3 separate regions of the Homo sapiens genome follow, and regions 1 and 2 are each linked to region 3. A link is a contact called in ENCODE Hi-C data. All regions are on one chromosome and are shown on one strand. Each heading gives the region's core, a stretch centred on a gene start or an enhancer-like site at or near the end of the contact. The rest is flanking DNA. Distances are from core to core; before and after follow the strand shown.

What was found. Hi-C counts contacts between places; a loop is a spot of excess contacts on that map. Pooled maps may share reads with other maps.
Region 1: a loop to region 3 is called in a map of naive thymus-derived CD4-positive, alpha-beta T cell, with 20 times the contacts of the local background. The contact joins the promoter of ZNRF2 here to the promoter of HIBADH in region 3. A Hi-C loop is called at or near these places in 2 of 168 maps with a recorded cell type or tissue (left ventricle myocardium inferior and naive thymus-derived CD4-positive, alpha-beta T cell) and 9 of 50 pooled maps.
Region 2: a map of ascending aorta shows a loop between it and region 3 (11-fold over the local background). The contact joins the promoter of OSBPL3 here to the promoter of HIBADH in region 3. A Hi-C loop is called at or near these places in 2 of 168 maps with a recorded cell type or tissue (ascending aorta and naive thymus-derived CD4-positive, alpha-beta T cell) and 6 of 50 pooled maps.

Annotation. Positions count from the first base shown.
Region 1 is chr7:30,283,233-30,285,932 of GRCh38, forward strand. ZNRF2 (zinc and ring finger 2) reads left to right here and starts at 1,365. Exons shown (of 5, transcript NM_147128.4): 1 at 1,365-2,594. The coding sequence starts at 2,126. It overlaps LOC124901607 (a long non-coding RNA gene), which reads left to right. Exons shown (of 3, transcript XR_007060274.1): 3 at 967-1,022. All of the region lies in intron 1 of LOC105375218 (a long non-coding RNA gene), which reads right to left. RefSeq lists silencers at 1,211-1,640, 1,651-1,700, 1,781-2,170, 2,251-2,330, 2,481-2,610.
Region 2 is chr7:24,978,812-24,981,511 of GRCh38, forward strand. It overlaps OSBPL3 (oxysterol binding protein like 3), which reads right to left and starts at 1,367. Exons shown (of 23, transcript NM_015550.4): 1 at 1,075-1,367. RefSeq lists silencers at 757-966, 1,017-1,526 and an enhancer at 2,667-2,700.
Region 3 is chr7:27,661,586-27,664,285 of GRCh38, forward strand. HIBADH (3-hydroxyisobutyrate dehydrogenase) reads right to left here and starts at 1,298. Exons shown (of 8, transcript NM_152740.4): 1 at 1,113-1,298. The coding sequence starts at 1,203. All of the region lies in intron 2 of LOC105375211 (a long non-coding RNA gene), which reads left to right. RefSeq lists an enhancer at 1,035-1,852 and a silencer at 1,068-1,487.

The DNA of each region.
Region 1 (2,700 bases), core at 115-2,614, 2.6 Mb after region 3:
GGGTACCTTTGTTTTTCCATGTATATATGTGTGTTTGTGTACACAGATACACGTCTTTATATGTATACATATATTCTCCATTTGTTTAAAAACTTGATTCCCATACCCTAAGAGTGATGAAAATCATTACATAAATGACTTATTGCAAATAGTGAAAAGATGACAAAGTATTTCTGTAGTTTTATAAAACACCACTTGCTATTATTATTTTCAAGTAGAGACTAGACATTTTCATAATGGGAGTCTCAGAGCAGGCTGTTCCCTGGGTATCCAGACCCTGCTCTGCCGTGAAGAGACCACACCAACACTGAGGAAGGCACTGAGGAGAATTTTATTACATTTTAGAGAAGTTATAGGATTTTAAAGAGGCAGGTGCCCTAGGATTTAACACAAACAGTTCAGGTAAGAAACCTAAAGTCGGCCTGGTGCGGTACGTCACGCCTGTAATCCCAGCACTTTGGAAGGCCGAGGCAGGTGGATCACTTGAGGACAGGAGTTCAAGACTAGCCTGGCCAACATGGTGAAAGACCGTCTCTACTAAAAATACAAAAATTAGCCAGGCGTGGTGGCACGTGCCTGTAATCCCAGCTACTCTGGAGGATGAGGCAGGAGAATCGCTCGAACTCGGGAGGCGGAGGTTGCAGTGAGCCGAGATCACACCATTGCACTCCAGCCTGGGTGACTGAGCGAGACTCCGTCTCAAAAACAAAAACAAAAATAAACCTAAAGTCCAAAAAAGTAAAATAATTTGCTCACTACAGATAATTTAGTTTGGTGTTGGGCCTAGATTCTAGGTTTTGTGAGTCAGGTGCAGCGTTCCTGGCACCACAGTATTTGCCCTACCACAGAGGGTCAACCTGGATTATCCCGAGTTCTTCCAACTCTGCGCTTCCTCCCAGGTTGGTGTTTCATGAGTAAGTCTGAGATCAAGCTGGCTTTTGAGCTTCTGTTTTTTTTTTTAATCAGTGTGTAACACCAACACCCACCGAAACCAAACGGCTCTGGGCAGAGGACACAGCCATTCACGCCCCCTGCCAGGAAAAGCTGCAGCTGACACAGGCTCCTACAGCGTCGGCGGGCCACGTGCGGGAGGAGGGGCCGCCTTCTGGTTGGCGCCCGGTGTCCGTTCCTCCTATCGGCGTAGGCCCCGCGAGGAAGACAAGGGCGCGCCCTGGCTGGGAGGGCGTGGCCAGAGACCTGTCCATCACCGAGTCCACGAGTGGCAGCACCTACCACACCGCAGTACCTTGGCGAGGCGGAGCAGGGGCAGGCAGGTCGCGGAAGGGGGAGGCGGAGCAAGGCCGGCGGGAGCCAATCGGCCTGGCGGCACGAGGGGGCGGGGGCGGGGTCAACGCGCGCGACCCAAACACACGGGCCGGGCGCACCCTGCAGCCGCGCCGCTCCGCGGCCTTCCGGCGCGGGGCCGGGGAACCTCCTCCCCATCTGCGCACCCCCCGCCTTCGCGGCCCAGATCCTCCCGCCAGCCCGGCCCCTCCTTCGCAGGGGGAGCGAGGCGACGGTTGCCGGGAAGCGCGCGCCACCTCTCCCTCCCATTTTTCGTTCTCCCCTCGCGCGCCACCCGTTTTTCCTCTTTCTCCGTTAATAACAGCTGGGTGGCTGGGGGAGGAGGGAAGGTGGCCCCGGCGGAGTCTGGGCGGGCGCCTCCCACTCAGCCGCCAGCCGCCGTGGGAGCCGGAGGATGGCGGCGGTAGCAGCGGCCGCCCGAGAGGAGGCGGTGCCGAGATCGGGGGCGCCGAGCGCGGCAGCAGAGAGCGGTAGCGGCCCGTCGTGGCGCACCAGAACCGAAACCAGCGGCAGCCGCACGGCCACTTGAGCCGCCCCTTCCTGCTGGAGCCAGCGAGGGGTGCCTGCAGCCGGGACCCCTTCCTCTCCGCGTCTCCTCGTCTCCCGCGCCCGCGTCAGGCCGTCGGCCTCGCCCGCCGCCCCAAGAAGAGCGCGCCGGGCGCCGACTGCCCCTCTGGACGCCGGGCGGCGGCCCTGGACGTGCGGGGGCCTCTCTGGGCCGGCCGCGGCGCCTGGGCCCTGCCCTCTAGCTCCCGCGCTCGCTCCCGCCCTCCCGGCTCTCGGGGCGCAGCGCGCGGGCCCGGCCCGGGGCAGGGCGGACATGGGCGCCAAACAGAGCGGCCCGGCCGCCGCTAACGGCCGCACGCGCGCGTACTCGGGCTCGGATCTACCTTCCAGTAGCAGCGGAGGCGCCAATGGGACCGCGGGCGGCGGCGGGGGCGCTCGGGCCGCCGCCGCGGGGAGGTTCCCGGCTCAGGTGCCCAGCGCGCACCAGCCCAGCGCCTCCGGCGGCGCCGCGGCGGCCGCGGCGGCCCCGGCAGCCCCGGCGGCCCCGCGCAGCCGCTCCCTCGGCGGGGCCGTGGGGAGCGTGGCGTCGGGGGCCCGCGCGGCGCAGTCCCCCTTCAGCATCCCGAACAGCAGCAGCGGCCCGTACGGCTCGCAGGACTCGGTGCACAGCAGCCCTGAGGACGGCGGCGGCGGCCGGGACCGGCCGGTGGGCGGGAGCCCCGGCGGGCCGCGCCTGGTGATCGGCTCCTTACCAGCTCACCTCTCGCCGCACATGTTTGGAGGTACGGACCCCTCTCCGCGCACCCGCGCTCGGTCCTCCCGCGGCTGCACGTGGGCCGTGGCCGCCGGCTATTTTTACCCTTCTCCTTTTCTCCTTCTGCCGGGGCG
Region 2 (2,700 bases), core at 117-2,616, 2.7 Mb before region 3:
CATGGAAACCGACAACTTCACAGTCCCCTCAGCTCCAAGAGTCCCGACTGAGGAGACTGGTGGCTTGTGAGGCGGAGAAGGACAAGCACAAGTGTGCAGAAGGCAGCAAGCAAGTTGCGTTGCCGAAGGAAGGGCGGCGCGCCCCTGCTTAAGAAGTATCTGGACGACCTGCGACAGTGCCCATCAGCGACTCCAGAGGCCACAAACGCTCCCCGGGAAGCTGGGCAGCGCTAAGAGGCTGCCTGGGAGTTTCTGGCTTATGATGACAGTACTTAAAGAATTTACCTGACCACGGAATAAACAGAGACAGAGGTAGGAAAACCCAACTGTAGACAACGTTCAGACAGAGTGCATAAGTCCCTAAGACCCTGAACTAAGACGCTGCAGGGCCTCCAGGAAAGGACCAATGTGAGAGACACTGAGACGAGAGTTAGGGTGAGCCTGAAGGTGATCTGAACAGTAGTAATTGGAAACTAACAAAAAAAAAAAATTCCAGAAGGGGCCAGAAAGCTGATGAATATGTAAATTCAGACAAGAAAGGAATGTGCCCTGGGCCTCCAGCCCAGCACCGGGGAGCTGAGCAAGCCGGGGTTGGGAAGGCGGGCGAGCGGAGCGCCTGCCCCGCGAGCGTTGTCTCAGTCTCTCCGGCGCGCCCCATCCCGCGGATGTGGTAAAGCTTCGCGCTCGCCCCAATTTACCAGGCTTCCTGAGCCTCTAGCCCCGGCGTAGCGCCTCCCCGCTGCCCAGGACAGCTCCGCGCGCCGCGTCCTCCCGCACCTGCGCCGCGGCCCCTGCGCTCGGCTCCTCCTGGCGGTCAATCCTCTGAGCCGTCCCTCGAGGGAAGGTGTCCTGGGGTGGGTGAGACCCGGGTCCTCCTTCCCCGGGAGCTGCAGCCGGCACCCAAGCTCCCAGGCTTGGGTCTGCCCCAGGGCCGGAGCCTCCCCGGGCGACTCGGACAGACCCCGGTCCGGCAGAGAACCGCGGCGCCCCGCAAACAGCAGCCCTTCCGAGCCCGCGCCGCCGCCAGGCCCCCCGACACCCAGGCCCCATTTAGGCGGGCGCCCCGCCACTCACCTGAGCGCTGTGCAGCCGGAGACGCTCCCTAGTTCCCCGGGGCCGGGCTCCGGGGTTAGCGCACAGAACCGGGAGAAGGCAACCCCGGCTTCTCCGGTACCCCCGCAACGTGCAGCTGACAGCTCCCGCACCGGCCGCAGGAGTCGGGGGCGGGGATGGCCACTTGCAGACAGACTGCGGGGCCGGAGCCGCGCTGCGCACCGGCCGCGAAGCGCTCAAGTCCCCTCTCCCGGGCCGGCTGGCGGGCGCCACCAGCACGCGGCCAGTTCTGAGTACTTTGCCCAGAACTTCTCGGCGCGCGCCGCCCGGCGATTAGCCCGAGGAGCCGCGCAAGGGCGGGAGCGCAGGGGAGGGGCCTGAGAGGCCCAGGGGCGGGGCCCCGAGGGGGCGGGAGGGCGGCAGAGTGATGCACAATCTCACCAATCAGAAGTCGCCTTTCGGGAAGGAGGTGGGGCGATGTCCTCGGAAGAAGCCAGCGGATTCCATGACGCGGCGGGGGAACTAGGGACCCCGGATTCCGGATGGGTTGGGAGGGCGGAGGGAGGCGAGTCCTGCGGCGAGGCACTGGGTGGGGCTCCCGGTGGCCCAGCTCGGTGCCTGCGCGCGGTAGGCGTTCGGTAAATGTTCCTCTAGTGGCTTTTCCGGGCCAGGGAAGGAGGAAAAAGTGAGGGCAGCGCGGGAGGGGCAGGTTTACGGAGAAGGCTCCAGGGGACCCTTGCGGTCGCACAGGCTAGGAGAACTCGACCTCCCGAGAAAGTCAGACTGTGGCAGAGGAGTCGAGAACAGAGGAAATACATAGGGAGGCAGCACTCTAGGCACGAGATGACAAAGGACAGCATCAGTGTGAGACCCGGGGCTCGGAGACCGTGACCCTACCTCCAGAGGCAGTCGTGCAGATTCGTGCCGGGGTGATTTTGTTCTGTGCAGTTTATGTGCAAGGGGGTAGGAGGTGGGGAGAGCACCGTCGTTACTATTAAATCTCCCTGAAAGACGGAAAAGTCCACCCGACTTGACTTCCCACTAGCCCAATGGCCTTCTTTGATCCTAGGACGAATGCAAGCAGCTGATGGTTTGGGGTCAGTTTGCAGACTGCAAATGTGTCGAGTGCCGCAGGTGGCGGGTGGGAAGGGCATGAGCATTTAGTGAGCACCTAGTATATGCCAGGAGCAGTTGCGAGCTTGCAACTGTGAGAAAGGCGCACCAGGCTCCAGTACTCACGGGGCTTGCATTTTTTGTGGAAAGACAGACAATAAAGAAGAGAAAATACATATCTATGCAAAAAATAAAAGGCTGACAGACTGTTAGTACTGAGAGGAGGGCCAAGTCCACTTTCGAAAGTGGTTTAGCGCGTGATGGGGCGCTCACCCTGAGGGCCTCTAGGCGAGGGTGGCTTTTACCCAGATTCCTGAGCCTGGGAAAGGAGCTGCCACACCCAGTCTCGCACAGAGCGTTCCAGGCGAAGGGAATAGCAAATACAGGGTATTTAGCCTCCCTGAAGACCCAACTAACCGACCTCACCGAGCTGGGCACCGCGCGTGGCTCGCTGGGCTCAGCGCCTGGGACGGAGTAAGGGCTCCACAGTGTTAAATCCCCCTGCCAACCACCACCTGCAGCGCTCGACGCATT
Region 3 (2,700 bases), core at 48-2,547:
AAAAAAAAAAAAAAAAAAAAAAAAGGGCGGGGGGCCAAGGGGCTCAAATCCTAACCCACTATTTTTTTTTTAAGCAAAGATTAGAAAAAATTAATGCCAAGGTTTTTTTTGTTATTAATCCTCAGTATGATCTTGCTAAACGATGCATTGTTACAACTCTCAAACTTTCAGTTTGAGGAAGACAACGGCAGTGCCCCCACAAATCAACCAATTTTTCAATTAAAGAGGAGTCCTGGTGTGATAGAAAGTTAAGGAATTAGGAACAACTGATAACAACTTTCTAGGTCTTGCTGGGAATATCCTGATTCACTCATCCAAGGGGCCTCATGTCCCTCGTGCGGAGTATGAAAGACTGTATTAGATCTCCGTGGATCTTCATCCTGGCTCTAAAAACTGCCTCTTTGTAAGTTCATGGCTAGCTTCCACAATTTACCATGGTATGAGAGGAGGGAGGCAGGATTAATTCTGCCCACAATCTTGAGGACGCTGAACGTGTTTTGGTTCATAATTTGACAAAAATGACATTTTTTTAGGTTACAGTAGAGGGGGGAAGCCCGTCTTGCTGGTCAAGGGTGACTGAAACTTTGCTGAAAGACTTACTGCCTGGCTTGTACAGCCACCGCTTGTGTAATAAGGCCATCCCCTCGGACTCAGGTGGTTAAACATCAGGCCCTGCTGCCCAAGTGTGTCCCCAACCCAAGGTGCACCCTGGGGGCGCTGAAAGACCAGGGGTCGCTGGGGTGAGTGCGGGTTGCTCCTGGAGTTGGGCGCTCCAAACGTCCTCGGAGTCCTAACTCCAAAGCAGCATGCCGGGGTCCCAAATACTCTCTTCTCTTCAGCCCAAGCTCTTCCCCACCTCTTCCTAAATCCCGAAAAGGGCGCTGAACCCGTTCATCAGGAGCCCGGGAGAAAGGGAGGGAAGGCAGAGGGGGGTACTCGCGGAGTGAGTGGCGGCCGCAGAAAAGGACAGGCCTTTAGTACCAGCCAAAATATTGTTTTTTAAGCCCCAGCCCAACCGCAGGGCCTCCCGAGAAAAGACTTCTTCGGCCGTCTGGACAGAAGAAGCGAGCGGCCGAAAGAAGGACAAGGGGGAGGAGGCGTGAGGTCCTTACCCGCTGCAAAGCTGCCGGCTGCCGGCCGCAGCCGCCGGCTCCAGTACCGGAGACCGGAGGCAGCTCCGAGGAGCCGTAAGGAGGCTGCCATGCTGCGCCCGCCCCTCTCCCCGCGGTGACCTCCGCCGCCTCCCGGAGGGCCCACAGACTGCGAGCGTGTGCAGCGGGACTGGCTGGCTCGCCCACGGAGAAGGGCGCGCGCGCACGCGCTCTCACCGCTCGGGGGCGGGTGCCCACGCGCGAGGGAAGGAGCGCGGAGCCGAGAGGAGCGGCCTGACGCGGCAGGGCCTGTCAATCCCTTTACGGACAGGGAAGCAGACCAATCAGAATTCCCAGGTCCGCAGCTGTGCGAAGGACCAATAAGAGGCCTTTTTGAACAGTGACGCCAGGCGCCCTGGCGCTGCCCCCAAGCTCGTGCCTCATTTACAGCCTGCGGGCGGGAGTCTCCTTGTTTACCAAAGCAGAGGGCGTGTGGGAGGCGGGGGCCGTCGCTCGCTCCCGCCTCCTCGGAAACCTTGTCCCCACAACCGCTGCGTGTTAAAAAGGACAAAACTGACTCGCAGCTTGAAAAACACTCAGAAAGCTACCATGTGTGTAATAACTTTTAAATTCATTTGATTTTACTTAACACAACAGTTTCTCAATACTAAAAATAGTAGGAAAAGAAGTTGGTAACATTATCTTTGAAGGGAAGAGTTACTAGAAACTTGCACTTTCTATTTCAAGGCATATTTCTCTAATCTTTGAAAATTCTACACCCTAAATCCATTTTGTAAGCAAAACTAAATATAAAATCCAGAAAGTAGTAGTATATGTATGTGTATTAGAAAGACCTTTTTTTTTTTTGGAGACGGAGTCTCTCTGTCACCCAGGCTGGAGTGCAGTGGCGCGATCTCGGCTCACTGCAATCTCCGCCTCCCGGGTTCAAGTGATTCTCCTGCTTCAGCCTCCGGAGTAGGTGAGGTGGGACTATAGGCCTGCGTGCGCCACCACACCCGGCTAATTTTTTTGGCACTTTGAGTAGAGGCGGGGTGTCGCCATTTTGCCTAGGCTGGTCTCAAACTCCTGGCGTCAAGTGATCCGCCCGCCTCGGCCTCCCAAAGTGCTGGTTATTACAGGCGTGAGCCACTGCGCGGTGCAGAGAGACAGACATTTAGTCATTCTTCTGTCAATGCTTAGTGTACATATTTGAGTCTGTAAACCCCTTGGGGGTAATTGCAGGCCTTCTCATCTCCACTGACTCCACCAAAGGGTTGGAAGCCATGACCACACCAAAGCAAGACTATAGCCTTTGGAGAATGGCAATACAGCAGGAAAGAGAATGTGTATGGAGTAGCTAGGGAAATGCGAACCCCAATCTAAGTAGCACAATCAACAAAATTTGACTTTGACCTTTTTTTCAACTCAGTAACCCATGGAGTTGAAAGCAAAGGAATTGGATCATTTCCATCTGGGCTCTTTTCATGTTTCTGGGCATGCTGGCAACGTTTCCAAAAACTTAAAAACTTGTACAGAGTGCAAGGTCCCTATCTGTAACTGGGAGGAAGTTAATGCCCTTCTTTGACCATCACTCCACCCCAACCCTCTA